Linked DNA regions of Homo sapiens: all the other regions are linked to region 1. A link is a loop called in an ENCODE intact Hi-C map of the cell type or tissue named here. Cell type or tissue: mammary epithelial cell. All regions are shown on one strand. Links, peaks and the distances in the headings refer to the core of each region. The heading gives the core; the rest is flanking DNA. Region 1 holds the start of LOC124909403 (a long non-coding RNA gene). Region 2 has its middle 75 kb from the start of CBLB. Region 3 has its middle 340 kb from the start of CBLB.

Region 1 (11,221 bases), core at 1,214-9,213:
ACATAAAATAAACAGATGGCTTAGACTCATACAATAATGCTCATTAAATTTGTGGGGATAATATGAATTATTCTCATGTAGTTATTTATTGAATATTTTATGGTATTCAATAGATTTATTCAGTAGCTTCATCTATTTTCAGAACATAAGTCAGTTTTAGCTTAAAAATTTCTACTTACATAATGAAATGGGTTCACTTATTCCCAGGTGGCTGATTTGTCTCATGTAATATGATGTTACACAAGGGTTCACCATTCTTCCCTGTTAATGACTTATTTGGCACACTACAATGTAAGAAGCCAGGCAAAAACTTCAGTGAGGAGAAATCTTGAGTCTCCACCATTATCCCCACTTTGTTTATGAGCTCAATGGTCACGAACTGGGAGAGTTGAAGAAAGAAACAGACATCCACAGCGTGATCATGTGATCTACCTGACTAAGAGTCTGCTCAGAAGAGGATATCATTAGATGACCATTTACACGAAAAGCAAATAATCTCTCATTCCGGCATTATTTCAAGAGATCCATTCATGAGTCTTCTCCCAAAATCTTTTTGTCACCAAGATTATAACTGACTCTGAGTTCCTGTCCATGTGGCCTAAGAAATTCCCTGTTCATAAATTATGATAGACCTGTATTTCTGACAATTTCTCCAGTTGCAAAGTCTTCCACTTTGACCTTTCTAACATAGATAAATTTTTATCCTTTCTGTTAATACAGATCAAGTAGGGAATTAATGAAGTGTTCATCTATTTCAGTTCTAGAAATGTAATGATCAATTAGTTATTGCCAAAAATAACTGCAGATCAAAGTACTTCTATTACCACTTTGGCTCTGCTGCCTGTTAGAGTAACTATTATAATCTTCTCCCTTTTCATTAAGTGCTGCTACTTTGCCTCTGTTACGAAGGGATTCTATAACCCCATTGAAATCAGACAGTCTGTTTCAGTGTCATTATTTCTCTTCTTTATCCTTGGTCTACAGAGAACAGGCACTACAGGGTTTCTACTAACGTATTTATCTATACTAATTTATTTATCAGTTCTGTGGGGAAGGGACTATAAACTAGGACCTTTCAGAAACAGAACTACAGGGTGACTGAGTCGATTGCCTCTCAGAGATAATTTACTTCAGCCATCCTATTTCCCCAAGTTTCTACATTATACTAAGGAAATTCTGACATCTCTATTTCTTTTCTTTTTTTAATAAATTTTTTAATAATTTCAGCTTTGATTTTAGAATCAGGGAGTACATATACAGATTTGTTACATGGACATATTGTGTGATGCTGAGGTCTGGGGTACAAATGATCCCACCCAAGGACTGATCATAGTACCCAGTAGTTTACTTTTCAATCTGTGACCCTTCCTTCCCTCCCTCCTCTAGTAGTTTCCAGTGTCTACTGTTGCCATCTTTATGTCCATGAGTGCCCAATGTTTAGCTCCCACTTGTAAATAAGAACTTGCAGTATTTGGTTTTCTCTTCCTGCATTAATTTTGTTTAGATGATGACCTCCAACCACATCCACGATGCTATAAAGGACTTGATTTTGTTCTTTTTTATGGTTGTCTAGTATTCCATGTTATATATGTACCCCATTTTCTTTATCCAATCCACTGTTGATAGAGACCTATGTGTATTCCATGTCTTTGCTATTGTGACAAGTGCTACAATGAACAGACGAGTGCACTGGTATCTCAGTTTCATTCATCGTAGGCCAATACGGAGCCGAAGTTTTAATCAATCCACTGAGAAAACATTTAGCAGCACTCTTATTTTCTCAAACTAGAACTCTAAATCAAGAATTTTGAGTTAAATAAGCTCTAGCTGTATACGCCCATATTAACAATAACAAGCAAAAAGCCTATCCAAATATGATATCCTTCCCATCATTGTCTATAATCTCAGAGGCCATTTTCATAAATTCTCCAGATTTTTTCTTGCTATATTAGCAAAATGTTGTAATTATTTTTGGTATGGAACCTGGTTTATTTTGTAAATGACTCCCTAGGTTATATTGAAACCTGACATAATTTATAGGCCTTGAGGTAAAAAATGGAAGTAGACATATTGAAATGAGAAGAATTTGAATTCTCTTGCAAGATAATTGTTTCAAGTGAGGAATTTACTGGATGCAAAAAAACTAGACACATGAGTGAGAAGGAGAGGTTTCTTCTGCTGGCATAGGAGGTAGATTGACAGGAGATTCAGGGAATTCATATTTGTCCAATTAACCAAAACCATTGATTAACTTTCCAGATCCTTCTCATTTTCAAGAAGTAAATTAATTTTTACTCAAGAGAAGTAATGTAGTTATGAATGTGATCTGCAGTATAATTCAACTACCCTGGTACAGTAAGTGTGATGAATGTGGGGACTGATTCCAAAAAAAAAAAAAAAAAAAAAAAAAGACAATGAGGTGACAGTAGCACACTGTGAGCTTAAGATAAGCATTATCTGGGCAACACTTTAACAGGTTTTGGGGTAGAGAGAAAGACCTCAGAGCATAAGAATATCCAAGAGATACAGCACAGGGACCACTGTTCATAGTGAGACAAGGGCAAGAGAACTCCCAGGAGAAAGAGAGAGATCAGATAGGAGGCTTGTGTTTTAGGCAATGTTCAGCAGTCCTACAGTAAATCTCTGGGGAGTCCAACACTTCCAAAGGTTAGAATTGGAGTCTTTTATATCTATAGAGTTTATCTTATCTCTGCCTAGTAAGTGTTTGGTACATTTTCATCGAATATGGAAAGCCAAGAGGCTCTAAATGGCTAAAACTCTGCACATTGGGGGTATGTTTAAAACAACTGGATATATATGAGTTAGAGTTTAGTGGTGTCAAACTTTTGAGTTAACAGACTTCAGCCTGTTATAAAGAAGTAAACAACATATGGCCAATATACAGAGGCCATCTTGGGCTCCTTTATATAAAACCTAGAAATCAGAAATTTAGACTTCTGAATTCGGACTTCTTCAACTCTGCTGATATAAGAGATAAGACATCATCTTAAGGCAATCATAGAAATATCTGGGTTCCCTGGTCATATTTTGATGCATTCAAAGCTCTGCAGTACAGTCTGAAGTAGCCATTCCACCCACACAGTCTTTTTATGCTTGAACTACCGTTAATGGACTATCACAGCAGTCACTCAGTTTAGACAGCTTTGTCTTTAATAGGACTTCATTCTAGCATTATCACAAGACATAATTTAAATGTTTTACCACTGGTTGTCATGGAAACAAATCCTATCTGTTAATGATAATTAGACCTTGCCACATAGTCAACCAAATATTAAGATTTCTTTGAATATTGATTACCGGCAACCACTTGATGAAGCAATTATTGTGTAACTCAAATTTCACCTGTAGGTAGACAACAGAATTCTGCTAAAGTCTGAATGTTTGTGTCCCCTAAAATTTATATGTTGAAGTCATACCCCCAAGTTGATGGTATTAACAGGTAGGGCCTTTCAGAGGTAATTTGGTCATGATGATGGATGGTGCTCTCATTAATGGGGTTAGTGCCCTTATAAAGAGATTTTTAAAATCTCATTTGTCACTTCCACCATGTGAGGATGCCATGAGAAGGCACCTTCTGTGAACCAAAAAGTGGGCTCTCACCACATCCTGAATTAGCTAACACCTTGATCTTGGACTTCTCAGCCTCCGTAAATGTTAGAAATAAATTTCTGTTATTTATAAGCTAACCAGTTTCTGTTTTTTGTTTGCTTGTTTGTTGTTGTTGTTGTTGTTGTTGTTGTTGTTATAGCACCAGAAATGAACTACTAAAAATTCATTCTAGTTAGTTCAAGCAGATAAGAGCTAACAGAGGAAAATAGATGAATAAGAAATTGTAGGAGAGGGCAAAGCAAGATAGCCACATAGAACACTTGACCTATCTATCATCCCTCCCACAGGAACACCAATTTAACAACTATCTACACAAAAAAGCACCTTCATAAGAACCAAAGATCAAGTGAGCAATCACAGTACCTTGTTTTAACTTCATATCAGTGAAGGAGGCACTGAGGAGGGCAGGAAAGACAGTCTTGAATTACAGATGGCACACTTCCTCTATGCCCTGGCAGTGACCACATGGTATATAGACAGAATCTGTGTCCTTGGGGGAGGGACAGCACAGCAACTCTGGGACTTTGCATTCAACTAAGTGCTGCCCTGTCACAGCAGAAAGCAAAACCCAGCTAAAATCAGCTGACACCCACCCATGGAGGAAGCATCTAGACCAGCCCTAGCCAGAGGGTCAGAACTCGAGTTTTGGCAAGTCTTGCCATCACAGGCTGAAGTGCTTTGGGGTCCTCAATAAATTTGAAAAGAAATCTTACAATTCCTAGGCAAGTCCGAGTGCTGTGCTGAACGCAGAGCTGGTGGACATGAAACACCAGCCAGGGCAGCTAAGAAAGTGCTTGCATCACCCCTCCTACAACTCCAGACAGCACAAATTGCAGCAACAAAAGTGACTCATTCTTTTGGCTTGAGAAGAGGAGAGGGAAGAATAAAAAGGACTTTGTCTTGCATCTTTGATACCATCTCAACCAGAGTAGGAAAGAGCACTGGGCATAGTTGTAGGGCCCTGATTACAGGCCATAGCTCCCAGATGACACATCTAGACATACCCTGGGCCAGAAGGGAACCCATTGCCTTGAAGGGAAAAACCCAGTCCTGGCAGGATTCACCACCTGCTGACTAAGGAGCCCTTGAGCTCTGAAGAACCAGAAGTAATACCCAAGTACTATGCCGTAGGCCTTGGGTGAGACTCAGATGTGCTGGCTTCAGGTACCAGCTTGGCCTCAGTGGGGTAAAGCACCAAGTGGGTTCCTGGGGTCCCTGATTTCAGGCCTTGGCTCTTGGACAGCATTTCTGGACATGCCCTGGGCCAGAGGGGAGCCCATTGCCATGAACAGTGAGTCCCAGGCCTGGCAGCATTCACCACCAGCTGACTGAAGAGCCCTTAGGCCTTAAAGGAACATCAGCAGTAGACTGGCAGTAACCCCAATGGATCTGTGGTGGTGGTGGACTGGAGAGAGGCCCCTCAGACTGTGGAAAGGGCTGTATCTTGTGGTTTAAGAGGCAGCTCAACCACAGTACAATAGAACACCAGGTAGAATTCTAAAGTTTTTTTTGCTCTAGTCCCTAGCTCCTGGATATCATCTCTGGACCTACCTGGGGCCTAAGGCAACTCACCACCCTAAAGGGAAGAAAACAAGCACGACTGTCCTTACCACCTGCTGACTGAAGAACCCTAGGGCCTTGAGCAAACGTAAGTGGTAGCCAAGTAGTGGTTACACCAGACCATGGGCAACACCCAGTGCTGTGCTGGCTTCAGGTCTGACCCAGTCTCAGTGGTGGTAGACACAGGGTGTAAGTGTCACCGCAACCCCAGCTACATGCAGCTCAGTACAGAAAGAGAGACTCCATTTGCTTGGGAGAAATTAAGGGTAAAAAAACAAGAGTCTCTCTCTGGTAATCCAGAGAAATGTTTTGGATCTCATCCAAGAACACCAAGGTGCTATGTCTACGAGCCTGCAAGAACCACAGCATTACTGGGCTTGGGGTGGTAACCAATGCAGATATAACTCAGATCACAACAACCAAGTCCCTTTGAATAGCAAGAATGCCTTCCTGAGAAGGAGAAGTACAGACAAGCCCAGACTGAAAAGACTACCTTAATTCCCAGAAACGAACAAATATCTATAAGCATCAAGACCGTCCAACAAATCATGACCTCACCACACAGAATAAATAAGGTGCCAGGGACCATTTCTGGAGAAACAGAGATATGTACTCTTTCAGACGGAGAACTCAAAAATAGCTGTTTTGAGGAAACTCAAAGAAATTCAAGATAACACAGGGAAGGAATTTAGAATTCTGTCAGATATATTTAATGAGGAGATTGAAATAATTAAAAAGAATCAAGCAGAAATTCTAGAGTTGAAAATGCAATTGACATACTGAAGAATGCCTCAGAGTGTCTAATTGGCAAAACTGTTGAAGCAGAAGAATTAGAGCTTAAAGACAGGCTATTTGAAAACACAGTCAAAGGAGACAATAGAAAAAAGAACAAAAAGAATGAAGCCCGTCCACAGTATCTATATTTAGTCTCAAATGGGCAAATCTATGAGTTATTGGCCTTAGAGAAGAGGTATAGAAAGAGACAAGGGTAGAAAGTTTATTCAAAGTGAAAGTAACAGAGACCTTCCCAAACCTATGGAAAGATATCAATATTCAAGCACAAGAAGGTTATAGAACACCAAGAAGATTTAACCCAAAGAAGACTACTTCAAGGCGTTTAATAATCAAAACCCAAGGGACCCTTTGTCAGATGAGTAGGTTGCGAAAATTTTCTCCCATTTTGTAGGTTGCCTGTTCACTCTGATGGTAGTTTCTTTTGCTGTGCAGAAGCTCTTTAGTTTAATTAGATCCCATTTGTCAATTTTGGCTTTTGTTGCCCTTGCTTTTGGTGTTTTAGACATGAAGTCCTTGCCCATGCCTATGTCCTGAATGGTAATGCCTAGGTTTTCTTCTAGGGTTTTTATGGTTTTAGGTCTAACGTTTAAGTCTTTAATCCATCTTGAATTGATTTTTGTATAAGGTGTAAGGAAGGGATCCAGTTTCAGCTTTCTACATATGGCTAGCCAGTTTTCCCAGCACCATTTATTAAATAAGGAATCCTTTCCCCATTGCTTGTTTTTCTCAGGTTTGTCAAAGATCAGATAGTTGTAGATATGTGGTGTTATTTCTGAGGGCTCTGTTCTGTTCCATTGATCTATAGCTCTGTTTTGGTACCAGTACCATGCTGTTTTGGTTACTGTAGCCTTGTAGTATAGTTTGAAGTCAGGTAGCATGATGCCTCTGGCTTTGTTCTTTTGGCTTAAAATTGACTTGGCGATGCGGGCTCTTTTTTGGTTCCATATGAACTTTAAAGTAGTTTTTTCCAATTCTGTGAAGAAAGGCATTGGTAGCTTGATGGGGATGGCATTGAATCTGTAAATTACCTTGGGCAGTATGGCCATTTTCACGATATTGATTCTTCCTACCCATGAGCATGGAATATTCTTCCATTTGTTTGTATCCTCTTTTATTTCATTGAGCAGTGGTTTGTAGTTCTCCTTGAAGAGGTCCTTCACATCCCTTGTAAGTTGGATTCCTAGGTATTTTATTCTCTTTGAAGCAATTGTGAATGGGAGTTCAGTCATGATTTGGCTCTCTGTTTGTCTGTTGTTGGTGTATAAGAATGCTTATGATTTTTGTACATTGATTTTGTATCCTGAGACTTTGCTGAAGTTGCTTATCAGCTTAAGGAGATTTTGGGCTGAGACAATGGGGTTTTCTAGATATACAATCATGTCATCTGCAAACAGGGACAATTTGACTTCCTCTTTTCCCAATTGAATACCCTTTATTTCCTTCTCCAGCCTAATTACCCTGGCCAGAACTTCCAACACTATGTTGAATAGGAGTGGTGAGAGAGGTCATCCCTGTCTTGTGCCAGTTTTCAAAGGGAATGCTTCCAGTTTTTGCCCATTCAGTATGATATTGGCTGTGGGTTTGTCATAGATAGCTCTTACTATTTTGAAATATGTCCCATCAATACCTAATTTATTGAGAGTTTTTAGCATGAAGGCGTTGTTGAATTTTGTCAAAGGTCTTTTCTGCATCTATTGAGATAATCATGTGGTTTTTGTCTTTGGTTCTGTTTATATGCTGGATTACATTTATTGATTTGCGTATATTGAACCAGCCTTGCATCCCAGGGATGAAGCCCACTTGATCATGGTGGATAAGCTTTTTGATGTGCTGCTGGATTCGGTTTGCCAGTATTTTATTGAGGATTTTTGCATCAATGTTCATCAAGGATATTGGTCTAAAATTCTCTTTTTTGGTTGTGTCTCTGCCCGGCTCTGGTATCAGGATGATGCTGGCTTCATAAAATGAGTTAGGGAGGATTCCCTCTTTTTCTATTGATTGGAATAGTTTCAGAAGGAATGGTACCAGTTCCTCCTTGTACCTCTGGTAGAATTCAGCTGTGAACTCAAACAAATTTACAAGAAAATAACAAACAACCCCATCAAAAAGTGGGCAAAGGACACGAACAGACACTTCTCAAAAGAAGACATTTATGCAGCCAAAAAACACATGAAAAAACGCTCACCATCACTGGCCATCAGAGAAATGCAAATCAAAACCACAATGAGATACCATCTCACACCAGTTAGAATGGGGATCATTAAAAAGTCAGGAAACAACAAGTGCTGGAGAGGATGTGGAGAAATAGGAACACTTTTACACTGTTGGTGGGACTGTAAACTAGTTCAACCATTGTGGAAGTCAGTGTGGCGATTCCTCAGGGATCTAGAACTAGAAATACCATTTGACCCAGCCATCCCATTACTGGGTATATACCCAAAGGACTATAAATCATGCTGCTTTAAAGACACATGCGCACATATGTTTACTGCGGCATTATTCACAATAGCAAAGACTTGGAACCAACCCAAATGTCCAACAATGATAGACTGGATTAAGAAAATGTGGCACATATACACCATGGAATACTATGCAGCCATAAAAAATGATGAGTTCATGTCCTTTGTAGGGACATGGATGAAATTGGAAATCATCATTCTCAGTAAACTATCGCAGGAACAGAAAACCAAACACCGCATATTCTCACTCATAGGTGGGAATTGAACAATGAGAACACATGGACACAGGAAGGGGAACATCACACTCTGGGGACTGTTGTGGGGTGGGGGGAGTGGGGAGGGATAGCATTGGGAGATATACCTAATGCTAGATGACAAGTTAGTGGGTGCAGCACACCAGCATGGCACACGTACACATATGTAACTAACCTGCACATTGTGCACATGTACCCTAAAACTTAAAGTATAATAATAATAAATAAATAAATAAATAAATAAATAACCCAAGGGACAAGAATAAAGAAAACATTCAAAAGTAGTGAGAGAAAAGAATCAAATAACAAACAATGGAGCTCCAATACTTCTGGCAGCAGACTTTTCAGTGGAAACTTCACAGGCCAGAGTGGCATGAGATATTTAAAGTGCTGAAGAAAAAAACTTTTACCCTAGAATTGTATATCCAGTGAAAATATCCTTCAAACATGATGGAGAAATAAAGATGTTCCCAGATAAACAAAAGCTAAGAAATTTCACCAACATCAGAACTATTCTACAAGAAATGCTAAAGGGAGCTTCTTTAATCAGAAAAAAAGGATGTTAACGAGCAATAAGAAATCACCTGAAGGTATAAAGAACTCACTGGTAATTAGTATGTACCCAGAATAACACAAATTGTTATAATACTGTAACTGTGGTGTCTAAATCACTCTTATCTTAAGCAGAAAGACTAAAAGGTAAATCAATAAAAAATAATAACTACAGCAACTTTCCAATACGTAGACATTAGTGTAAGATATAAATAGAAACAACAAAAAGTTAAGAAGCAGGAGGGAACAAAGTGAAAGGGTAAATTTGTAATAGTTTCATTTTTGCTTGTTTGTCTGTTTATGCAATCAGTGTTAAGTTGTCTTCATTTTAAAATGAGTTGTAAGATAGTATTTGCAACTCATGATAAACTCAAACCAAAAAATACACAACACATACACAAAAAAGAAAAAGTGAGAAATTAAACCCTACCACCAGAGAAAATCTATTCCTTCTTTTCTTCCTGTTTTTTTAATGAAGGTGAAGACTACAATACAACTAGAGAACAAAAAACAAAATGTCAATTTCTTAGTTATCAATAATAACATTGAATGCAAATGGACTCAACTCTTCTATCAGACATAGAGTGACTGAATGGATTAAAAACAAAGACCCAGTGATATGTTGCCTAAAAGAAACACATTTCACCTATGAAGACACACAGACTGAAAATAAAGAAATGGAAAAAGACATTCCTTGTCAACAGAAACCAAAGAAGAGCAGGAGTAGCTATACTTAAATCAGACAAAATAGATTTGAAGACAAAAATGAAAAGAAGAGACAAAAAAAGTCATTATATAATGATAAATTAGTCAACTCATCAGGATGATATAACAATTATATTATATAACAAATATATTAGATGTATATGCACCCAATACTGGAGCACCAGTTATACAAAGCAAATATTATCAGATCTACACAGAGAGATAAGACCCAATACAATAAGAGCTGGAGACTTCAACATCCCACTTTCAGCATTGGACAAATCATCCAAACAGAAAATAAACAAAGAAAGATTCGTCTTAATCTGTTAATCTGCACTATACATGAAAAGTATCTAATAGATATTTACAGAACATTTCATCCAAATACTACATAATACACATTCTTCTCAGCATATGGATCACTGTCAAAGACAAACCACACATTAAGTTATATAACAAGTCTTAAATGTTCAAAAAAACTGAAATAATATTAAGCATCTTATCTGAACACAATGGAATAAAACTAGAAATCAATAATAAGAAGAATTTTGGAAACTATGCAGACATATGGAAATTAAGCAATATGCTCCTGAATGACCAGTGGCTCAACAAAGACATTAAGAATGAAATTGAAAAAATTCTTGAAACAAGTGATAGTGGAAGCACAACATACCAGAACCTGTGAGATACTATGAAGGCAGTACTAACAGGGAAGTTTATAGCTATATGTGCTTTCATCAAAGAAGAAAAATAATTCAAAAAATAGCCTAACAATGCATCTTAAGAACTAGAATAGCAAGAAAAACCATACCAAAAATTAGTAGAAGAGAAGAAATAATAAAGATCAGAGCAGAAATAAATGACAGTGAAATGGAGAAAACAAAATAAAAGATCAACAAAAAAGCTAGTTTTTTGAAAAGATAAACCAAATTGACTAAATTTTAGCCAGACTAAGGAAAAAAGAGACAAGACTCAAATAAATAAAATCAGAGATGAAAAAGGTGACATTACAACTGATACCACAGAAATCTAATGGATAATTAGTGGCTACTATCAGCAACTATAGGCCAATAAATTGGTGTTTTGATAGAGACTGATTGATTGCATTGAATCTGTAGATTGCTTTGTGTAATAGGTACAGTCTCTTCAATAAATGGTGCTGGGAAAACTGGATATTCATATGCAAAAGAATGAAACTTGACCCTTGTCTCTAACCATATACAAAAAGCAAATCAAAATGAATTGAAAACTTAAACCTGGGGCCTC
Region 2 (11,221 bases), core at 1,406-9,405, 53 kb after region 1:
TGTAACATATGAATAGGATAAATAAATGGCAGCAATATCACAGGATCAGAAAGGAAGAATTGAAAATACTCTGTTACAAGCTACCTGCATTACCTGTGGAACCACAGAGTGATATTTGAAGATAGACTTAAATTTTCTAGAAATGTATATTGTAAACTCTTGGGCAATTACAAACAATTTTTTGAATAAAATATAAATAATATGCTGAGATGAGATATAAAGGAATCACATAAAATGTTAATTTGTCCAGGTGCAGTTGCTCACGCCTGTAATCTAAGCACTTTGGGAGGCCGAGGCAATGGATCACCTGAGGTCAGGAGATCGAGACCAGCCTGTCCAATAGGGCGAAACCCTATCTTTACTAAAAATACAAAAATTAGCCCGGTGTGATGGTGGGCACCTATAATCCCAGTTACTTGGGAAGCTGAGCCAGGAGAATCGCTTGAACCCGGGAGGCGGAGGTTGCAGTGAGCTGAGATCATACCACTGCACTCCAGCCTGGGCAACAGGGTGAGACTCTGTCTCAAAAAAGAAAAAAAGAAAGGAAAAGAAAAAATATGTTAATTTAAAAACCAGGAAAGGCAGAAAAAAGATTGGGGGAAAGATATAAGAAAAAATGAAAAAAAAAAAAAAGAAAAACAGTTCCAATGATACATTAATCCAATCATATCAATAATCACTTATATGTGAATGATCTATATACACCAAAAGAAATGGTCAATGTGGATAAAAAGTCAGGACCAAACTATGTGTATACCAGAAACCAACTTTAAACATATAGATTCAGATAGTTTAAAAGTTAAGAGGTGGTAATAAAAATACTATGTTAATACACTAACTGAAAGAAAGCTGAAGTAGCTATATTAATTTTAGACAAAGCAGACTTCAGAACAAGGACAATTATCGGGAATAAAGAAAGGTATTTACTACATGATGATCAATGTATCAATTACATGAGGCAAAAACTGGCAAATCCCAGTTCATGGACAGCCTACGAAATACCTGACCGTTATGTCTCAAAACTATCAGGGTCATGAAAAACAATGAAAGTCTGAGAAACTGTCATAGCCAAGAGGAGCCTAAGGAGGCATGATGACTAAATATAATGTGGTATCACACATGGGATCCTGGAAGAGAAAAAAGGCCATAAGTAAAAATTTTAAAAAATCTGAATAGAGGGTTTACTTAATAATATTATATAAATATTGGTTCATGAGTTGTATATTATATTAATGTAAGATGTTAATGATAAGGAAAGCCAGATGTGGACTATATATGAACTTTCTGTGCTGCCTTCACAATTTTTCTGTAAATTTAAAACTCTCCTAAAACAAAATGTTTATTTAAGAGAATCTTAAGCATACACCTACTATATGATCCAGCCATTCCACTCCCAGTTATTTTCCAAAAAGAAATGAAAGCATATGTCTATACAAAGACGTATATGCAAATGTCATACCAGGTCTATTTGTAATAGCTCCAAAGTGGGAACAATACAAGTGCTCATCAGCCAGCAAATGGATAAACAAATCGTGGTAAACTTATATACATGCAATGGAATACTTTTCAGGGATAAAAGGAATGAACTATTGCTTCAGGCAACATATATAAATCTTAAAATAATCCTGCTGACTGAAAGAAGCCATGCCAAAAGAATCATGCAGCATGATTCCATTTACTTAGAATTTTAGGAAATACAAATTAACTGTAGTGTCAGAAAGCAGACCTAAGGTTGCCTGAGGATAGGGACAGGGCAGTGAAAGTGAAATGAAGGGACTTGATAAAGCCTTTGGGGTGATGGATATGATCGTTGTCACAGTTGTGCTGGTTTCACAAGTATATGCATATGACGAATGTTATCAAATTCTACACTTTAAATATGGATAGCTTATTGTTTATTTAAATACTTCAATAAAGCTGTTAAGTTTACCTAATTATTTGATACTATTTTTAATAACAAGTTGAAATTGAAATCGAAATTTATAGTAAAGAATAATAATGTGTCATGGTAAAGAAATAATATTAGTAGGTTGGTTCCATTCATATGTCTTTGGAAAAATTCATCCTGATCAAGAGCACACCTCAGTATGTTAATATTTGGGGTTTTGTTTATTACTTGTTTGTATAAATTATTTGGTGATTTAAACATCTGAAGAGAACTTGATGCTTTTTTAAAAACAGAAATGTTCATGTAGTTTACTGAAAAAAATTGTATTTCCAGAATTAGGATTGTTGTTACTAATGCCTTAACAGAGTCAAAAATTTCCTTTAATTAACTAACTCCACAAGCATGTTTAAATGAACAGAAATTGACATATAAAGAGTGTCTCTCTTTTAAAAGTATTAACTGAAATAGAAGTTCTGAAACAATTTTATTTTAATGGAAGTACTCAAGATTTAATGCCAAGCCTTCTTGCAAAGTCAGGCAGAGAGCTGAGAACTCTCTGTTGAAAAGAAATACAGAATATTAAGGCTGTTTCACTATCTTTCCCAGAACATTAGCCTAATATAGCCCTGGTGCAATTCTGGATGGAGAATGGAAACAATATATTATGGGGGAATGCCTTGCATTAAATTATTTGCTATTCTTACTTTAAAAATCAGCCTCCTTACATAAAAAAGGTGAGAGAGTAAGATAAATGCTAAACTCATACAATAAAAACTATTACTATGGAGGACTTATGACAAAAAAATAAAAATAAAGCATTTTATAAGAGGAAACAGAAAGACAGAAAAGATAATTATAAACAAACTTTATGGTCCCAGAAACCTGAATGATGAAGCAAAAAAAGGAAATAATGAGCAAATAGAAAACCAGATTCTAATCCTGAGACACAACGTATCCAAACACTAATCTCTCTAGAACTTGAAGGGATAACACTCATTCCTAGAACAGTAATGAAAGTTTTCTTTGTTAAATAGGAATGGAATTGCTGCTGACAGAGGGAAGGGACCTTACCTTCTGGAAAAATACGGTTTTAATTTGGCTAAAATCCACGTCTGATAAATTCTCAAAGCACTTTGTGGGCAATTTTGTTCTTCACAAGATGGATGTTTTGAGTGACAAAAGGAACTCTAGGCCTAATTCAAACCAATCATGAGGAACTGTTCCATCTCTGACAGAAATAGAAACCACAGGAAAATGCAAAGTTGTTCACTTAAAAATAAGAGGAATACTGGGCATAGAATAGGTGCCTACTTTAGGGAAGCACTTTTCCAAAAGTTAGGGGCTGATGTCCATGCCTGATTCAAGGAGAAAAGTTTATGCTAACCAATAAAATTATGACTATTAACTGCAAATATCTCTTTATGAGAGAAAAGAGGAGAGAAAGATAAAAAAGACAGCATGATAAATTGCAATGTCTGTAAACATACACAAGATGGGTGCAGGACGCACCAGAATGAGCAAGACAAAGCCTCTAAGAAAAATGTAAGACAGTGCCAAGAATAAACTGCAACTAGTGAGAAATATTAAGGATGACAAAAGGACTTTTCTTAAATACTTGCTTGGTGCAAGAAGAATAAGAAAACACAGATCTGTCACTTAAAGCAGCAATGTTAGTTACAATAACTAGAATGTAAAACCCTGTATCTCTTCTTTTATCTTCGCTGTATAAACTACACTTTACTGAGTTGATCTCCATGTGTCAGGTATCAAACTAAGTACTTGTAGGCAGATTATTTCATTTAACCTAAAAAAAAAAAACCCACCATGATATGGATATTGTTATCATTCCTTTTCTCACAAATGGGAATATTGAAATTAATAGAGGTTGTATATCGTGTCCACAGTCACACAGTTAGAAAGCGTCAGAGCCAGGGTTTGAACTCAAGTAGCCTAACTATAGAACCCATATTTTTAATCACTATACAGTATTTTACTATCTGTTCCATCAAAAGAAATCATTTTTCAGAGTGGAGATGATAGAACATACATGAGAACAAGAGTATTTAAATCCAAGATACCTGCAAAGCATCTAGACACTCTAGATTTAGACTTTTAGCTCCTTGGCCAAGATTAATTACCTTTCAGGAAAATAAAACTACATACCAATGAGATCACTAGACCTCTCGCAATGATCTATGAAGAATAATGGAACAGCTATCTGGTATCTAATGGCTAGAGTCAGATAAATGGTTTCTCAATAGATTTCCAGAATAATGGGAAATTTGGTTTTGCATTAACAATAGGCTACGTATGTTATATTCATTCTAGGAAAAATTGTAGATGGTTTATTAAAAAAAAAAGTGGTCAGTAAAGATCAAAATGTGTTCATTAAGACTGAGAAATGGCAAATGAAACTATTTATATTTTAAAACTAAAAAGATAGTAAAAATAAATTCTAATGCTAAAAAGAAAAAAAATACACCTCTTTTTGATAAGAGAAAAACAATACCAGTATTTGTAGAAGGTAGGATAGACCATGGGCCAAATCATACACTTCAGGTCATTTTTAAGTGGTTGTGAAAGTTCATGAAAAGAGTTTACTGGTTGATCAAACTCAATCAGAAGAGTTTTTTAATGACTTGATTCAGTAATTTCATTTCAGTCCTTTCTGGATCAAAATTTTTATCTACAAAGATATAAAAGACTTATTTAACTTAATTAAGGGTGATTAACAAGAAAGAGAAAACAAATGCATAGTTTTCCAAGAAGGATTTCCATACTCTTTCAACTGGATAAAGTGATGGACTAAATCTAACCAGATGAAATAAAATAAAGATGATTTTTTAAAAATATACACTTTAGCTAAACAAACCACCAAATGACTGCACTATTACAGGATGAAGGGGATGTGGTATCCCTGGGGAGTGCCCGAAAATGTCATAGGATTTGTGTCAACATGAATTCAACATGAGTCAGTAGAATGCTCTGCACTGGACATGCCATAAGGAAGTGTTGCTTTCAACTCTCGCCTTCAACATGTTAAAAAGCATCAGAAGAGGTTGACTGGGACAAGCTAGGTCAGGAAGAAAAGCACATGAAGAAACCTGAAAAGGAAAAACACTGAGGCTACCTTGCCTTGAGACAAGTGTATGCTCGTCAGTTATAAAGTTCTTGGGTCCAAGTGACAGAAACTCCTACTCAGACTGGTGTGAACTATAAGAAATTGTATTTTTTTTTAATAGGAAGCTCAGAATTAAAGTAGCCTTCAGATAATGATGGATAAAAGCATTAAACCCAGAGAAGACATCCAACAGTCTTCCTATGGCTCTCTAATGAAAGAGAGGTAAAACTTTATCCAAAATATTTCTATTGTGACTGCACTGGTCAGAATTGTGTCTCATTGCCATTCCTTGCTTCATCACTTACAAAGGAATGCAGCAAGTCCTACACTAGCCACAACACTCTGGAACTAATAACCAGTTAAGAATAACTTTATATATATGAGGGGTGATGTTCCTTTGAGGTATAACCATATATGAGAAAGATAATGCATATTTAAGCAAAATTGAGAGTTCTGTTAGAAATTAAAAAAAAAAAAAAAAAAAGGACACCAGTCAAGTCCACCATCCAACTCCTAGTGAAAACCTGACTGTAAATTTCAATTTAGGAGTTGCCGTATGGAAATATATCCTGTGACTTGAGAGGAGGGAATGTAAGACTGATGTTTGGAAGTTAAAGGTGAATATACAGCAAGCCAATAACAAACAACATTTGCTGCATAATGAATGAGTCCCTTATTTTACACATGCTCTCTGGAGGAGGGAAAAAAAAAACCTCCACTATATGCCCTCCAAAAAGTCTTCCAACCGAAGACCAGCCCACAATTCAGGTTTTGTTCTGCATAAAAACATAGCCAATGAAGTGAATGGATCCTGAAATTTCAACCATTGTCAACCTGCAAAGTAATTCCAGGCTTTCTGGTCATGAGGGCCTAGAATCAGACAAAGATGCTCTGTATTTGCCAACTTTCTCCCCACAGTATTAAGATCTACTGAGAGGGGCACCTTTCTGGAATATGCACAAAGACGTCATGTGTACTAGTTCGCCTGACAATAATTCCAATACTAGGTTTCAATGATTGAAGTTAATAACTTACTAAAATAAGTTAGAAAGAATAGAATTGCAGTTTCAAAATAATTACAACAAAATAACAACTATTTTAACACTTGACAGTTTGAAAAACTCTTTTCCATTTTCAAGTAGATATTATGATTATTCTTATTTTATAGATGAGGATGCTGAGATCCAGGTTTAAATTTAACCAATTAGAAAATGGTGGATTTGGGTTTTCCAACCCATGTCTGCTTGATTCCAAAAATGTGCAATGATAATAGGAATTGTTCTCTCCCTCTTCTTCCTCCTTTCTTCTTTTTTTTCCTTCTACTGAGTTTACAGGTTTTTTTTTTTTTTTTGGTAGCAATACTAAAATATTTTTATAGTAATACTTATTTCTTTTTCTTTTTTTTTTTTTTGAGATGGAGTTTCACTCTTGTTGCCCAGGCTGGAGTGTGATGGTGTGATCTTGGCTTCCTGCAACCTCCACCTCCGGGTTCAAGCGATTCTCCTGTCTCAGCCTCCCAAGTAGCTGGGATTACAGGCGCCTGCCACCACGCTGAGCTAATTTTTGGCTAATTTTTGTATTTTTAGTAGAGACGGTGTTTCACCATGTTGGCCAGGATGACTTTGAACTCTTGACATCAGATGATCCACTCACTTTGGCCTCCCAAATGGCTGGGATTACAGGGGTGAGCCACTGCACCTGGCTAGTAATACTTATTTCTTTTCTTTCTTTCTTTTTTTTTTTTTTTGAGACAGAGTCTCACTCTGTAGCCCAGGCTGGAGTGCAGTGGTGCCATCTCGGCTCACTGCAGTCTCCGCCTCCCGGGTTCAAGCAATTCTCCTGCCTCAGCCTCCGGAGTACCTGAGACTACAGGCACGTACTACCATACCTGGCTAATTTTTGTATTTTTAGTAGAGACGGGGTTTCACCATGTTCGCCAGTCTGGCCTCGAACTCCTGACCTCAGGTGATCTGCCCACCTTGGCCTCCCAAAGTGCTGGGATTACAGGCATGAGCCACCGTGCCCAGCCAATACTTATTTCTTAAACCCATAAGATCTTTAAAAGCAAAACTCTGTCCCTCCCATAGTTTACTGCTCACTGAGGATGTTTACACTTTTCTTTGCACCCAGAAAGTATTCAAATATCACAATAATGATCTCTTTCCAGCATCTGATTTATATATATGTTCTGATTATGGATCTGGTTCCAGGAAAAAAATGGATTGGATATCAGCTCCAGGTTGATATCAACTCCATTTTTACATTTATGTAGTCCCTTACATGATGACCCAATGTTGAAAAAACTTACATTAAGAATAACTTTTTAAAGTTCACATCAAGGATTCACTATATCCTGGATTTATTGCTAATATATCTGCTGTCACACAATGAATTTCTTCAATTTCCTTTTCTTTATTAAAATATTACATATATGTAAGTAAATCTTAGTACCTCTTTACTAAAAGTGAAGTTGAAGGGCAAAAAAGTCAAGTCTTTTAGCACACCCGAGTCTACAGGTCAAGTTAATATTAAGAAATAAAAGAGAAATAATAAAAATTGCAGCATGACAGCAAAGGCTGAGAAAAATTGCATAGAGAAACAGTAGTGTAAGGGAGACTTTTATTAATAACTGCATTCCTTTATATATTTTAAAATTTATTTAAACCATCAAATATTTATTTAAGTGAATAAATAAGTTTTGATAAAAATTGATGCAAACAATAGAAAGATAAATAAGAAGAAAAACAAAAGAAGAAAGAAGAAAGGGAAGAATGGAGGGAGGGAAGAGAGGAGTTTGTTGAGAATACGTTTTGCTTAGGTACCAAGCGATCGCAGTTATCCAGAAACCTTAAAAAGCTATCAATTTTTGGAGAATTTTTAGAATGTATTTTCAGATTTTCCAGGTTGTTATTGATTTAAGAGGAAAGTCCAGATAGGAAGTCAATTCTGGAAAGAAGAGGAGAAATAATGCTGGGATCTTTAAGGATTTCTGATTATTTTTTAGTGCCTTGGGCAGAAGACTTCACAATTGTATTTTTAAGGGATAAGAAAAGAAAATGGCCGGGCTTGGTGGCTCACGCCTGTAATCCCAGCACTTTGGGAGGCCGAGGCGGGTGGATCACGAGGTCACGAAATCGAGACCAGACTGACCAACATGGTGAAACCCCGTCTCTACTAAAAATACAAAAGTTAGCTCGGCGTGGTGGCACGCGCCTGTAATCCCAATTACTCGAGAGGCTAAGGCAGGAGAATTGCTTGAACCTGGGAAGCGGAGGTTGCAGTGAGCCGGGATCGTGCCACTGCACTGCAGCCTGGTGACGGAGTGAGACTCCATCTCAAAAAAAAAAAGTAAAAATAAAAAAAATAAAGAAAAGAAAATGAAGGAAGAATTAGCTAAATGTAAGCCAGCTGAGATGCTTTGAAGAGCGTGAACCCCTCAATCTAAAAATTAAAAGATGTGTAAGAGCCTCTCTGGGACTCAATGGAAGGTGATTGACATTGAAAAAGAAGGATAATTCTGTACTGAGTGTAGACTACACCACCACAAAGTGATTCCACCTAAAAATGGGACACGGGAAGACAGCTTATGTGGTTGTTATGAGATATACACTAAAAGTGCCTTGACAACATCCATTATGTATTCACCTACAAAATCAGAATACCTCAACAGGATTTCACAATTACTTAACAGAGCAGGATAGTAATGTCATATTCTCCCTGTACGTGTGGTAACAATAAAATCTGAAAGTTCTTTAATATCAAGGATCCAAATTCCACAAATAATTCCATGAACAATTCTGCAAACTGAAAATTCTGTAAGATTTTGTAAAAATAAGGAAACTATATGAACAAGAACCTGTTTTATTCCTGTCAGAGGCTACGTGGCATGTTTAAGATACACCTACAGAAGGAGTTCAATTTAGTTTATAAAGGCCTACTGTTTCATTTTTCGAAATGCCAGACCCCCAAGAGAACAAAGATTAATAAGATATACTTCCGGGACGGGCGCGGTGGCTCACGCCTCTAATCCCAGCACTTTTGGGAGGCCGAGGCGGGCGGATCATGAGGTCAGGAGATCGAGACCATCCTGGCTAACACGGTGAAACTCCGTCTCTACTAAAATTACAAAAGAATTAGCCGGGCGTGGCTGCGGGCGCCTGTAGTCCCAGCTACTCGGGAGGCTGAGGTAGGAGAATGGCGTGAACCTGGGAGGCGGAGCTTGCAGTGAGCCGAGATCTTGCCACTGCACTCCAGCCTGGGCAACAGAGCGAGACTCCGTCTCAAAAAAAAAAAAAAAAAAAATACTCTGGCTCTTGGGAAAGCCTCAGTCCAGTGGAGGAGACAGATATGTAAACATCTAATGTCGATGCAGAGAGCAGTGGCAGTCTCCGCACACATACCTGTCTAAAACTAGTCAAGGAAAGAAGGAATCCGCATTCCAATAAGCCTCCTCCAATGATGATTCCAGACTCTTTAAATATCTGTCCCCAAGAAATTGCCTTATACTTGGGCCACTTAATTAGAAATACCTAAGCAGAACGCAATCATTTTATTACATGGAGCCTGAAACTGTGCTCTTCACCTCTTCATTGCAGACTATGGTCTATTCCTTATTTCAGCTTTCTGTTGACCCAGGCGTTAACTCCTTAAAAACATTCCATGTACAGGCCGGGTACGGTGGCTCATGCCGGTAATCCCAGCACTTTGGGAGGCCGAGGTGGGCGGATGACCTGAGGTCGGGAGTTCGAGACCAGCCTGACCAATATGGAGAAATCCCGTCTCTACTAAAAATAACAAAGTTAGCCAGGAGTGGTGGCGCATGTCCGTAATCCCAGCTACTCGGGAGGCTGAGGCAGGAGAATTGCTTGAAGCTGGGAGGCGGAGGTTGCAGTGAGCCGAGATCAAGCCATTGCACTCCATCCTGGGCAACAAGAGCGAAACTCCATCTCAAAAAAAAAAAAAAAAATTCCATGTATAATCCTCCATCTCTTTCACCTTCTGTAGACTGATGCAAAATAAAGAAAAAATAAAGAAAACAAAAAAACATAGACACACTGGAGAAAAATAGAATACATTTGTTTTGAATCTAATGAACTTAATTTCATTAGACAAAGGAACAATCTTATCCGAGTTGCAGCAACAAATGTTAACAGGTAGAGAAACTATTTTTTGTTTATCTGAAGGGATCTGCAAAAAGTTGCATTTGCACCAAGTAGTTGCCTTCAGGTTTAAAGCCTGAATTGTCAACTCTTACTTAAAATTACTGGTGAATGGTCAGAATAGTTAAGGAATTTAAAAGCAATTTTTCTCATTTCCTTTCTTAGTTCCATGAAGAATGGAAAAATACAAATTTAACTGCCTTCAGAATCACCTTAATTTGAGTTTTTGTGACCACAAGGCATTCTTTGCAATAAACTAAAATGACGTGGAGAACAGTTTCTGGTAATTGATGATTTTGTCAGGAATTTGAGATTGTATTTCTAATTCTGCCACAGGGTCATCAGATTCCATTATGCTGGGCAAGTTACAGTTTGTCAGGCAGTTTTGTGGGGTGGCGTATTAATATTCTTTTAAAATACATTTTTACTATGACGGGGAACTCCTGTGGACACTTATAAGACCCAGAGTATGTTTATGTGCCCTGTATTTTATCTTTATAGGTGCTCTTTTTCACCTTTTCTGATTCTTCTAGCTGACTCTTTGTCCCAGATTCTGCCCATCTGGCTGCTGTGTGCAAAGAATTGAAGAGGTTTGGAAAAATTCCCTGGCAGACTGGCACTTAGTTTCTGTCGTCTAGGATGGAAATATAATTACTATGTTAACATAAATATATCCCTTCTAAAATATCAAAATGTTTTCAGGCTTTACCAATTATTTTAGATATTACAAATGATGGTGGTTCTCCTCTCAAGGGAGTTATCATTTCTTACCTTCTGTAAGAGACAGATATAGTCCATCTTAGGGCTTAAATATTTCCAATAATATATAGAGAGGAAATGGCTTTAGGAGTTTTAAACATAAATCTGAAGTACTTAACAAAAAATAAGCTTGCAACGGAACAGTAGCAGACCCTGCCTTTGTCAAGGACAGGCTACGCAGCTTCCTTTCCATAGCTGTTCATTAGGCAGCCAAGACCACAACTTTCATTGACTTGTTAATTAGTTGAGGCTTAAATATTTAATTTTAATGATTTACTGCTTTTTTTGGCAATA
Region 3 (11,221 bases), core at 1,717-9,716, 210 kb before region 1:
CATTTAGAATTCAGCAACTCATAGGAGAACGTGTTACTTTACTTTCTCATTGGGTTGACTTCCTGTCCATTCAGTATCATCTTAGATGGAAAACTGAAAATTATTTCTTACTTGGTCTGACTCTCTTTCCACTCTCTTTTCTACCTTCTTCTCTTTCAGCTCCCAGACTTCATCCTGCTTCAGCTCCTGTCATCCTGTGCTGTGGAATTCCTAAACCTCTTAGCTTGAGCCCTGCAACGATCTGATTTTCACTCCGTTCTAGGAAGGTTCCATTCTTCAGTGTGGAGCACATATAAGTAAGTGTCTATTTTTGACTAAAAGAGATTGCCTCTCATAGCGAAACCTTGTTATGTTGTTACACAAAAGTCCTCTTCACTAGCCATGAGGATGGACAAATATGAAGGCTGCCTCTTTCTGCAATAATAGCATGTAACACCCCACCCTACTTTGGTTACCCTTTGAATTTGCTACTTTGAATTTTTTCCACGCACAGTGATCATGAGGCAAATACTTTAACTAGAATGACACAGTCAGATTAAAAAAAGAAAAAAGAGGACAATGGCACACATAGAATTCACCTTAAACTTACTATGTCACCAAAACCTCTAAGTACAATTTTAAAAAAAGTTCTGTCACCATTTTCACCCACTCTGTGACAGCTACTAAATACACCGTAGGTATAAGATGAGAGAAAAGGGATAAAAGCCATAGCAATAACTTTTTCTTTTTTAAAAATACAGTACACTAATTGGGAGATATATAGATTAGTCTTCTGCATGCATATTTCTTTTAAGTATAACATTAACGAATAGCATTGCTTATCTACATATAAGTTTCAATCCAAAAGCATTTATTAGCCTCTCATTCTTCCTCTGGTACCTTCCCCAACTAGATTTCTAATTTAATTTATAGTTTAGTAATTATTACCTTGTTTCTTTTATGAAATTTCTGTCTTCACTGGTCAAGAAAAAAAATCAGAAACTAAAGATTTTGTACATAGAAATAGTGTGAGAGCTATACCACATACTACTAAGAACTCTACTGGGATTATTACTTCAGTAGTGGGAGAAAAATAAAAACATACCACTGCTATAATTTCTCTTTGAGTCCCCAATATTACATATTTTGTATTAAGGGACACTATCCAATTTATTCAATAGTTATAATTCATTGACTAAGAAGATAAAATCCACTAAAAATGAGTAAAAATTAATGTTAAAAACTGGCCAAGAAGTTTGACGGCCCCTCACTTTGGAAATTCTTTTTCTATATGAGTGCTCAGCCTTAATATTATGTATTAACATGAAGGTAGAGAGCAATCAAATACAAATCTATTTCATGGCAGGACTACCAGTACAATAAAATTTAATGGCTATCTTTAAAGGTTTTGGTATGAGTCATTCTGGGAAAAAATGTTTCAATTTACTTTTCAAGCTTCTGCCTAAAAGGCAGAGAGGAAAACTCACTCTGTCCTCAAAAATCAAGGAAAGTAGTTTAGTAGGCAGAGTACTTGTCATTTGACCCAAAAAACCTCATATTTTTACCAGAGTCAAGATAGAAAAAGATCAATTCAGTCTTTTAAAGAAGCAATGACTCAGAAGACCAATCACATCAGGACAGGACCTGCTGTTCAAACTGCTTAGATTTTACAAGGTGCTATTAGGTATACTTAAAGTTGATTGGCCTATAAATTGGCAACAAAAAATCCCTTGTGGTATTTCAACAAAAGAAGATATTTCTGTGAGTTTTACATGGCTCTCTCTTGGAGAGAGTGGTGAGGAAATTGCGCTTCAGTTCTGTTTCTTCATTCTCTTTTCTACTAGTAGTTTTAGCTCTGTGAGTTTCCTTCTTCAACTAGAAAAAGACAATTGGATTTATCATTACTAGCTCTAATTTTTAAAAAGACCTATAAAGCAAGGTCCTCTTTTCATTGTGACCACTGTTTAATTGATCTTTTCTATATACAACTGAAGTTTTTTTTTGCTGAAGTGTATATGACATGTTTCTTCCACTCAGGTTAAATGTTCTGCTCTCCAGGATAAATGGGAAAATATAAGACTGGAATCAAGCATTAATCCTGAGTGGTTTAGGTATAATATAATTAAAATGTATATGTATCAAAAATATTGATAAAAGCTCTCATTCTTGGAGATTAAATAATGTGTTTGGATGTGATTTTAGTTGTTTGTTTAATAGAAAAATAAATTTATAGCTTACTTTTAGAGATTTTTAGGCAAATAGTATAAGATAGAGATATAAAGTTCAGGCTTTGAAATAGAAAGACTGAGATTAGAATTTTAATTTTACCATTATTAGCCTAAGTTTTTTCATCTGAAAAATAGAGATAATACAAACATTAGATTTTGTTGAAATTGATGAACAAATGTAAATTGTAAACAATTGGTGAAGCAACAAATGTAAAATGTAAAAAGATGAACATCAATTGTAAAAAGTTGATAAACTAACAAAAGTAAAAAAAATGAACTAACATAGTGCTTTATGTGTAGGAGTTTCAATAAATACTATTATAATCAAAGCAAGCTGTCAGAGACCATCATTGCTTTTATCTGAACAGAGCAAAATATCAACTGCTAGAGCTCTCAGATTCTTCCAAGATCCATCCTGTGCAATTTTCAGCAGTTTGCAACCCAGTCACAGGCTTCCTTTTTCACTGGACCTTAGAATCCATTCAGATCTCAACTTGCACAGGGCCACACACCCCCTGCAAAGATGCCTGAGCTAAATTTCTACTAGCCTCAGCAACCTTACACCAATGCTATCCTCGAGCATTGAACAGTTCTCTGGACACCTGCAGCGAAGGTAGTTTTCAGCAGTTCTGGTTGAAAATCATTTTCACATTTCCATTATTTCGGGATTTTGTCTGGTTATTATCTCAGTGCCCCTCCTATCATGGTATTCTTATTTTTCATGTTCTTGACTCAATTACTTCCTTCCAAGTATTTCCATTGCACTGACTGAAAATGCATACAGTTCTATTTTCCTTTTTACTACCATTTATCGATTTCCTGGAGTCTCATTTATATTTATTGAAATACATGAATCATGTCTCATAATTTATCTCACTTACATGGTATCATGCAACTTGGAAGTAGAGATCATAAACTAGTTTCTAAGGATTCTGTCATCCTGAGTACTTTCCATTTCTACCTAGATGACCTACTTGATAAAACGGCTTCACTATTTCTTGAAGTCTACTAACTCCATTCAACTTCACCCATGCCTGCACACAAACTGGAACCCAGATTTTCTTATTACCTTTCCCTAGCATTCTTTCTACTTCACAAAGTTGCCTGTCTCCAAAAGCAGTGGCCGATTAAATGAAACCATATATGTTAGGCAACTAGCTCTGTTTCTGGCATGTTAAACAGCAGCTAAAAATAAACTAGTCAACTTTTCCCTCCAGTCTCAATTTCGGTAGGTGAACATATTCCTCCATGCAACCTTAAATTACATATTTAAATGATACTACTCAGAATGTCATATATCATGTAGGAAATTGTAAACTTGCCATTACAAATAATAGACTATACTCAAAACAAAACAGTTATTATCCATTCACGCATATCATGCTTATGTCTGTTTCTTTTCTTTTGTGAAAATAACTTCTTACTTTTCAAAATATGTGATTATGCAAAAGTTTCAAGCAAAATTTTCATATTTACCTTCAACAAATAGATCCTGTACTGAGTCATTCTGGGGGATTAAATAATGTTTGGATGTGATTTGTAGTTGTTTACTTCAATCGAAAAAATAATTTGTAATGTTTACTTTTAGAATCAAAGTTAGAAATATCCTTTAAAGTTCATCTAGACCTGTTCAGTGTTCTAAAACAGTGACAAGATGGTCTTTAAAATGAAGATCTGTACCAGTGACAATAGCCTGTTTCCTCCCAAAATCTTTCAGCGTAACACTGCAAAGAGCATTAGTAGAAAGGAAAATACCTAATTTCTACTCTCTGATGTAATCTTCATCTTTATGTGAAGAGCACAAAGATGACTTAGTGTTGCCACAAGAGTGTTCCCATCATATCTCTCAAGGGATGATAAACGTCAGTTGTACTCACCCCGAATTATATTATTTTTGGCTTCCTTCATAAATCAAACCTGAAACACTATTGATGTGTTATTATAAAAGAAAATATATAAACTAGGGAAAATATTAGCAAATTGGAAATTCTCAGCATATTGCAATATGTTTAAATGCCTCACTAGAGACTTACCTGGAATTCATGTTATTATGATTTGTTTTTATGTTCTTGTTTTCTATTCATCGCCTATTGATCGATTGACATTTCTCAGTCATTGAAAGGCCTTGCTCCTGCTCATGCTCGAAGCATGAGGAGAAAACAAACAGCAATTCACCATTCTTCTTGTTTTTCTACCTAATAGAAGGTAATGGGTTTTTCTAGAAAACTGGTTCTTGCTGGCTAACTTTCTACCTAAACGCCATGAGCTTTCTTTTAATCTTTAAGGCTCATATAATTGTATATTCAGTAGGATAAAAAAATTTGAATGCTTTTGATGGACTTCCAAGGACATGAACTCAGGGATATTATTGATGTTTTCATCTTTGCCATATCCCTGATTCCTTTGTACCTTGTACATGCTTTTGACATCTTTAATGACCACTAAAATCTCTTCAAATACAGTACATTAATTATATGTATATTCCAATACATTTGGTTTTTTTATGGCTATTGAAATACTGCATGTTGACGTGGACAATAAAAGTCAAATGGGCATTTTTTTCTCATGGTCTAATAATAGTGAAACAAGAAGTTACCACTACAATTTTAATTGTTTAAAGTTACAAATTGCATGCCTTACATTCCACTTAGGCAGTCAACATTTGTAGAAACTATTAAAGTCATTGTTATAGTGAATTTTTAACTTTGAATATATATAAGGAGAAATAAAACAACCAGTGAAAACATATACAAAGGTAACTCTTGGCTGTCTTTCTGCCCTGTTCACATCTTCCTTAGCACCTAAGAAAGTAAAGTAAGCTATATGGAATTTGTGCCCCTGTAGGTAAAGCATGAAGAAAAATTCTCTCTCAGTCTCCAAGGGATAAAATAATGTTTGAGAGAAAATATATAAAACTCTCTCTAATACCTCAAAGTAACTGAGCAAATTTTTCTTACTTTTCTTCTCCTTTAGTTCAGATTTTTTGAAAGAAAAGTTAATCAAACTAGGAATTATATAGTGAAAAACAATTACGTTTTTCACTTAAATGATTTTAGCTACTACAAATTCATCATGTTACCTCTAGTATGTATCACTGCACTGACATTCCCAGCAGATGGCAATGTTAAGACTTAATGTTATTGTTTGATTTATTATAGGTATGCATCTATATTGGAGAAATGAATGCTAAACAAACGAGGTATTTGTTAATAAAATTTATTTCATTCTCCCTTTTTTCTTTGTTGAATTTATACATGTTTATATCATTTTTTAAAATTAAGTTTGGCATTAACTTCAAAGAAAGTAATGGTTATTATTCAAAGAAAACCACTTAGTAATATCATTGTTACCAGTGGTTAGAAAAGCCTCTTTTGAAGTAACTGACTCTTGAAAGCCTTAGGAAGCACTTAATATAAAATAAGATTTATATACAGTCCTGTAACACATAATAAAATAAAAACACAGGAGCTAATTAGAGATTGCTTATTAAGAATACCAGAAACAAGGAAATATGAAAAATTATCTGCAAGAACTATGTTCCCAAGACTTGAATACTATTAAGAAAGTGAAATGTAAAAAAAAAAAATTACTTACATAAAACAAAGGTGATAAAAAAAGATAAAAGAAAAACAAAGAGAATCGGTTAGTCAAGTCTTTTCTACCTTAAGTTTATTTCTCTGGCCAGCAGAAGAGTTCCCCTGCAAAATGATTATGATTTCTGTTTGTTTTGGTATTTAGTAAGCAACTGTTCCCAAGATAAGATTATGATTTACACCAGTACTTCTTAAAATGTGGGTCTGCGGAATGGTGTTGCTCCACAAATTATGTGCTACAAGTCAGAAACAAAGTCAGTTATAAATTTAGAACAAGCAGTCATAGCAATTTGGCAGCGTAACTTTGTTGAATCTGAGAGTAAAAAAACTAGGATATATATTTTGTATTTCTCCGTTTTATTCCATTTTTCTGGTAATTTATTTTTAAAGTATTTTACAAAAACATTAATCCAGAATGGATTGGAAAGAGGCAGGGGAAAGTAGCCCTTTATATGGATGACTTTAAAATCACTGGTTTATCCCTTATACTGATATCTTTAGAATGATTACAGATTTTTCTTCTTTGCACAGTCATGCCTATGAAGCAGGAGCTCATTCTTTTGGATGCCACAATTTTTCCTTTCCATTGATCCAATAACATTGGGCCAAAAAGCAGTGAGGTTATATGTCATACTGAAGTCATACAGCTGACAGTGAGATTTTTATATGTATTAGCCTATGTCATTTTCATTTCCTGGTTACTGAAAATCAAGCTTCCTTAATGTTAAGAATGGCCTGAAGTCACATTGAATTATAGTGTATTATACCTGAGATGTAACCTTCTAGAAACATTTAGTAAGCCTCTACTCGATATTACACAATGTCTCAGTCTTCAAAATAAGTTCAAAACCCTGTTTGGAACAAAGATAAATCCACTGGAAGCAATTATTATTATTATTATTATTTGAGACAGGGTCTCGCTGTGTCACCAAGGCTGGAGTGTAGTGGCACCATCTCTACTCACTGCAACCTCCACTTCCTGGGCTCAAGAGATCCTCCTACCTCAGCCTCCTGAATAGCTGGGACTAGAGGCGTGTGCCACCACACCTGGCTAATTTTTGAATTTATTTGTAAAGATGAGGTCTTACTAGGTTGCCTAGGCTGGTCTGGAACTCCTGAGCTCAAACCATCTGCCCACCTCACCTCCCAAAGTGCAGGAATTGCAGGTGTGAGCCACCACACTCAGCCTAGAAAAAATTAAACAATAGAGATGCCACAGTTAAGTGCTAAAGTTTGTGCTGCACACTCTAAGTAGGAAGGGAATAGAGGGAAAAGGAAACCAAGTAATAACCACTAATTTACATGAATGTAAGTTAATGGATATGATGTCCAGCCTGATGGTTAGCACATGGCAGATACTCAACACTATTTCTATTTTGTTTGTTTTTAAAAAGGGCTTGATCAGGGCTCTCTTTGAAAGGATGAGAATACTTCATAAAGAAAAAAATGAAAATTCCATACAAAAGATTGTGCATTTGTAATGATGATCCTTATGATACTCTGAGCATTCATTCAGGGGAACAGAGAGGAACAAAGGTGGGAATGAAGAGAGAGTTCCGTAGATGATATTTTGTTTACTGTGATCTATAACCTCTGGTCTCCAAAAAAAAATTCACAACCACTTCTATGATTAAACTATTATGCTTATTTCAATATTCCCCTGTCTTTGCAACAAAACTATTCAGCTTGTGACATGGAATAAGATACAGCAATGATTCCCATTCTCCTTGAATGGGAAACGGTAATGATGTGTTGGGTTTTTATTGTTTTTTTTTTTTTTTTTCAAAAATACAACGACTGATGTAAGTGATGACACAAGTAACCTAATCATTTGTTTCCTTCCAGTTAGTTTAACCAAAGTGGAAACTATGAAAGAGAACACAAATAGTAATCATTATTTCCTGTATTTCAGCCTTCCTCAGCTTCTGTCTGTACATTAGCAAAGTTCTAAGGGTTTCTAAACTTTCATCTTTTTCCTCGCTTTGTAATTTGAGCTTGATTGCTCCCTCTCTGCTACGGAAGAAAACATATTCTATAATCTTTTTAAAAACATGGTAAACGTATCATTCTATATAAAAACAATCTGAATAATAAAAATAGAGGTCTATTTTATTTCCATTTCTCCTTCCTTTTCGTTTCTGCGGTACAGATCATGCCTTTGTATCTGACTTATTTTCCGCAGGTAAACCTGGCCAGGCCTTGGCACCATAGAATAGAGTTTCCTTTAAAAGCTGTCAGGCGTTTCCCTGACAAATATATACTTGTAATTGGATCTCTCTGCTTTAGTAATAGTGATTCCAGATGGCTGCTTCTAGAGGAAGCAAGAATTTCCGGCTCCACAATGGTGTGGTTAACAGAGCTCTTCCCCTAGCCGCTCTTAAGTCGAAGAACTGTGTGTTTCGAACTTCCTGATTGATCAAGTATTATAAGAAGAGTTCAGGTTTTAGACAGGTTCCTTTGGGGGAGAACTGTAGTTGAAGCTCTTACTGCTGCAAAGATGCCCATGAGGAAAACACAAAGTGAACTTTTCTCTCAGCACCAGTTAACAACCAGTGATTGTTAACTGTTTGGTCTCTTGTGCATCTATAGCAGAATATAAATAACGTTCATAGAGTTCAAGTCCTGAAGTTCAACACATGGTACTCTAAAGGATGTTAGGTAAAGTTACCAAATGCATAAACACATTAACAGCAAAGGACATGTGAGTTGGAGATTAAAGCTCAAGCATAAACTTGATATCAGTTCTTGTCAGCTCCTAAACTATTGCATAGAAAACACTCTTTCTAATCCAATTTAAGTCTTGCAGAAAGCTTAGAAGGCTAGAAAAGCAAGTATTTTACATCTATTTTATAGATGATGAAACTGAGGCTGAAAATTTAGGCGATAGAGACAGGGTAAATGTGCATCTGTATATTCCTATTTCAGGTCTCCTTCGTAAGCACTAGGCTGCCTCATTACATCAGCATCAGGGGAGGGATGAGCAGTGAAAAAAAAAGTCCTGATAAAAATAATGATGAAAAAAATAACAATAATAAAGCCACAGGTAGGTAGTTCTTTGTGCATTAAATTTGACGGTCTAAAACTTCCAGTTCTCTCCAAAGACCTATTCTTTTTTTTTTTTTTTTTTTTTTTTTTTTTTTTTTTGAGACAGAGTCTCACTCTGTAGGTCGTGCTGGAGTGCAGTGGCGCTATCTCGGCTGACTGCAAGCTCCGCCTTCCGGGTTCACGCCATTCTCCTGCCTCAGCCTCTGAGTAGCTGGGAATACAGCCACCCGCCACCACTCCTGGTTAATTTTTTGTATTTTTAGTAGAGACGGGGTTTCACTGTGTTAGCCAGATGGTCTTGATCTCCTGACCTCCCAAAGTGCTGGGATTACAGGCGTGAGCCACTGCTTCCGGCCCGAAAAACCCACCATCTTGGCCGGGCACGGTCCCTCAGGCCTGTAATCCCAGCACTTTGGGAGGCTGTCGCAGGTGGATCACCCGAGGTCAGGCGTTCGAGACCAGCCTGACCAACATGGTGAAACCCCGTCTCTACTAAAAATACAAAAATTAGCTGGGCATGATGGCACGTCCCTGTAATCCCAGCTACTTGCGAGGCTGAGGCAGGAGAAAAACTTGAACCAGGGAGGTGGAGGTTGCAGTGAGCCAAGATCCCACCATTGCACTCCAGCCTGGGTGTCACAGCTAGACTCTGTCTCAAAAAAAAAAGAAAGAAAGAAAGAAAGAAAAACCCCACCATCTTTTATTATTTACGACTATCTTAATTTGGTTCTTGCAAAAGGAGACCCTTAGACAAGATTTTGGGTGTAAGTAGTTTATTTGAGGAAAATACAATGAGAGGGTACAGAAGTAAAGCACAGAAGAGAAGAGGACCAATAAAAAGTGCATCAATAAATGGAGTTACCCATTGTCTGTGAGAAGTTCTGCATGAAGGGACCCTGTGAAACAGTGCATAAAACAAAACATAATTTTCTCACTAAGGAGAGAGGAAGCTGGAATGTTATACATGAGCTCTTGTTTCTCATTGCCTGAAGGTTACTCATGGAGCATTAACTCCCTGGCATTTCTGGTTTGACTCCTCTGTACGGACAAAGAAGGCTCAAAGGATATACAAAACTTTTATGCAGAGAGAGAAATAGAAAGCCATAGTGGATGGGGGAAGCTTCAAAGAAATAAGGGAATATGAACAGGGTACCACCAGCATTTGCTAAAATTACCTGGAAGGAAGTTGACACGAAAGGGTGCTTTGATGAATGTGAAATATATTACAACAGTGAGTCAGAGAAGTTGACTTTTCTGTTTCCTTAAATATTCGATATGAGTGTGTGTGTGTGTGTGTGTGTGTGTGTGTGTGTGAAAGAGAGATGGTTAATTTCATGTGTCAACTTGACTGGGCTAAAGGTTGCCCAGATAGCTAGTAAAACGTTATTTCTTGATGTGTCTGTGAGAGTGTTTCTAGAATAGATTAACGTTTGAATCAGTAGACTAAGTAAAGAAGATTGCTCTCACCCATGAAGATGGGCATCACTTAATTTATTGAGGGCCGCAGTAGAACAAAAAATGGAGCAAGGGATAATTTGCTGTCTCTGATTGATCTAGGACATCTATCTTCTCCTGCCCTAGGACTTCCTGCTCCTTGTTCTTGGGCCTTCAGGTTTGAACTGGACTTATACCACTGACTCCCTGCTTAGACTAGAACTATATCACCATCTTTCCTGAGCCCCCAGCTTTCAGACAGCAGATCATTGGCCTTCCTAGCTTCCACGATCAAGTGAGCTAATCTTTCATAATAAATCTCTTTCTGTATGTGTTCATATATTCTATTGGTTTTGTTTGGTCTCTAGAGAACCCTAATACAGCATGTATGTGTGTGTGTGTGTGTGTGTGTGTGTGTGTGTGTGTGTATGTATTAACTTCCCTCAGTCAGATTTTATCCTACCACATCTTTTCAGTGCAGAGTTGTTTCAGTGGTCCAAAATTTTATGAGATGTCGAATTTTTTTCTATGATCTGAAACTATAATATTCTAAAAAATTATTGATGATGACCAGTGGAAAACAAGAATAATTTTATGAATAAACAATTCTCACAAAATGAATATAAATCAATGACAAACATAAAAAGATTAGTTTCATAATCAAAAACTATGAAATTTATCAAAAAGTTACACTCTATTGAAATATGGTGAGATTAAAAATATATTTATAAGGAGTATTTTTCGATAACAGAAAAATTATGGTGTCATGTTGAATTTTTAAAAGATTCAAAATTATATATTTAATTTCATATATATATTATGTGTGAATCTGTGTGTGTGTGTGTGTGTGTGTGTGTGTGTATGCCTGGAAGTAATTACACTTGAGAGTAGGTTATTTTAATTTTACTTCTGTGTTTATTTTCTACAATTCTATTTCTTACA

Evidence for each region. Peaks named below come from ENCODE experiments on the same cell type or tissue, not always from the same donor. Only the 100,000 strongest peaks of a DNase experiment are listed, where the experiment ranks them.
Region 2: a loop joins it to region 1, with 4 times the contacts of the local background. A loop is called at or near these places in 2 of 110 quality-filtered maps.
Region 3: it touches region 1 in a loop (21-fold over the local background); 2 of 110 quality-filtered maps call a loop at or near these places.

Annotation. Positions count from the first base shown.
Region 1 is chr3:105,991,329-106,002,549 of GRCh38, reverse strand. LOC124909403 (a long non-coding RNA gene) reads right to left here and starts at 4,078. Exons shown (of 2, transcript XR_007095991.1): 1 at 3,994-4,078; 2 at 1-284. In mammary epithelial cell, for the core only: no CTCF peak of the experiment used is centred there; DNase peaks (open chromatin) are centred at 4,159, 4,579 and 5,559; H3K4me3 peaks cover 325 bases; H3K27ac peaks cover 2,677 bases.
Region 2 is chr3:105,938,562-105,949,782 of GRCh38, reverse strand. No RefSeq gene overlaps it. Among named protein-coding and RNA genes, the nearest start is that of CBLB, 75 kb to the right of the region's middle. In mammary epithelial cell, for the core only: no CTCF peak of the experiment used is centred there; a DNase peak (open chromatin) is centred at 4,882; H3K27ac peaks cover 2,187 bases.
Region 3 is chr3:106,203,268-106,214,488 of GRCh38, reverse strand. No RefSeq gene overlaps it. Among named protein-coding and RNA genes, the nearest start is that of CBLB, 340 kb to the right of the region's middle. In mammary epithelial cell, for the core only: a CTCF peak has its summit at 5,301 (motif pointing right); no DNase peak of the experiment used is centred there.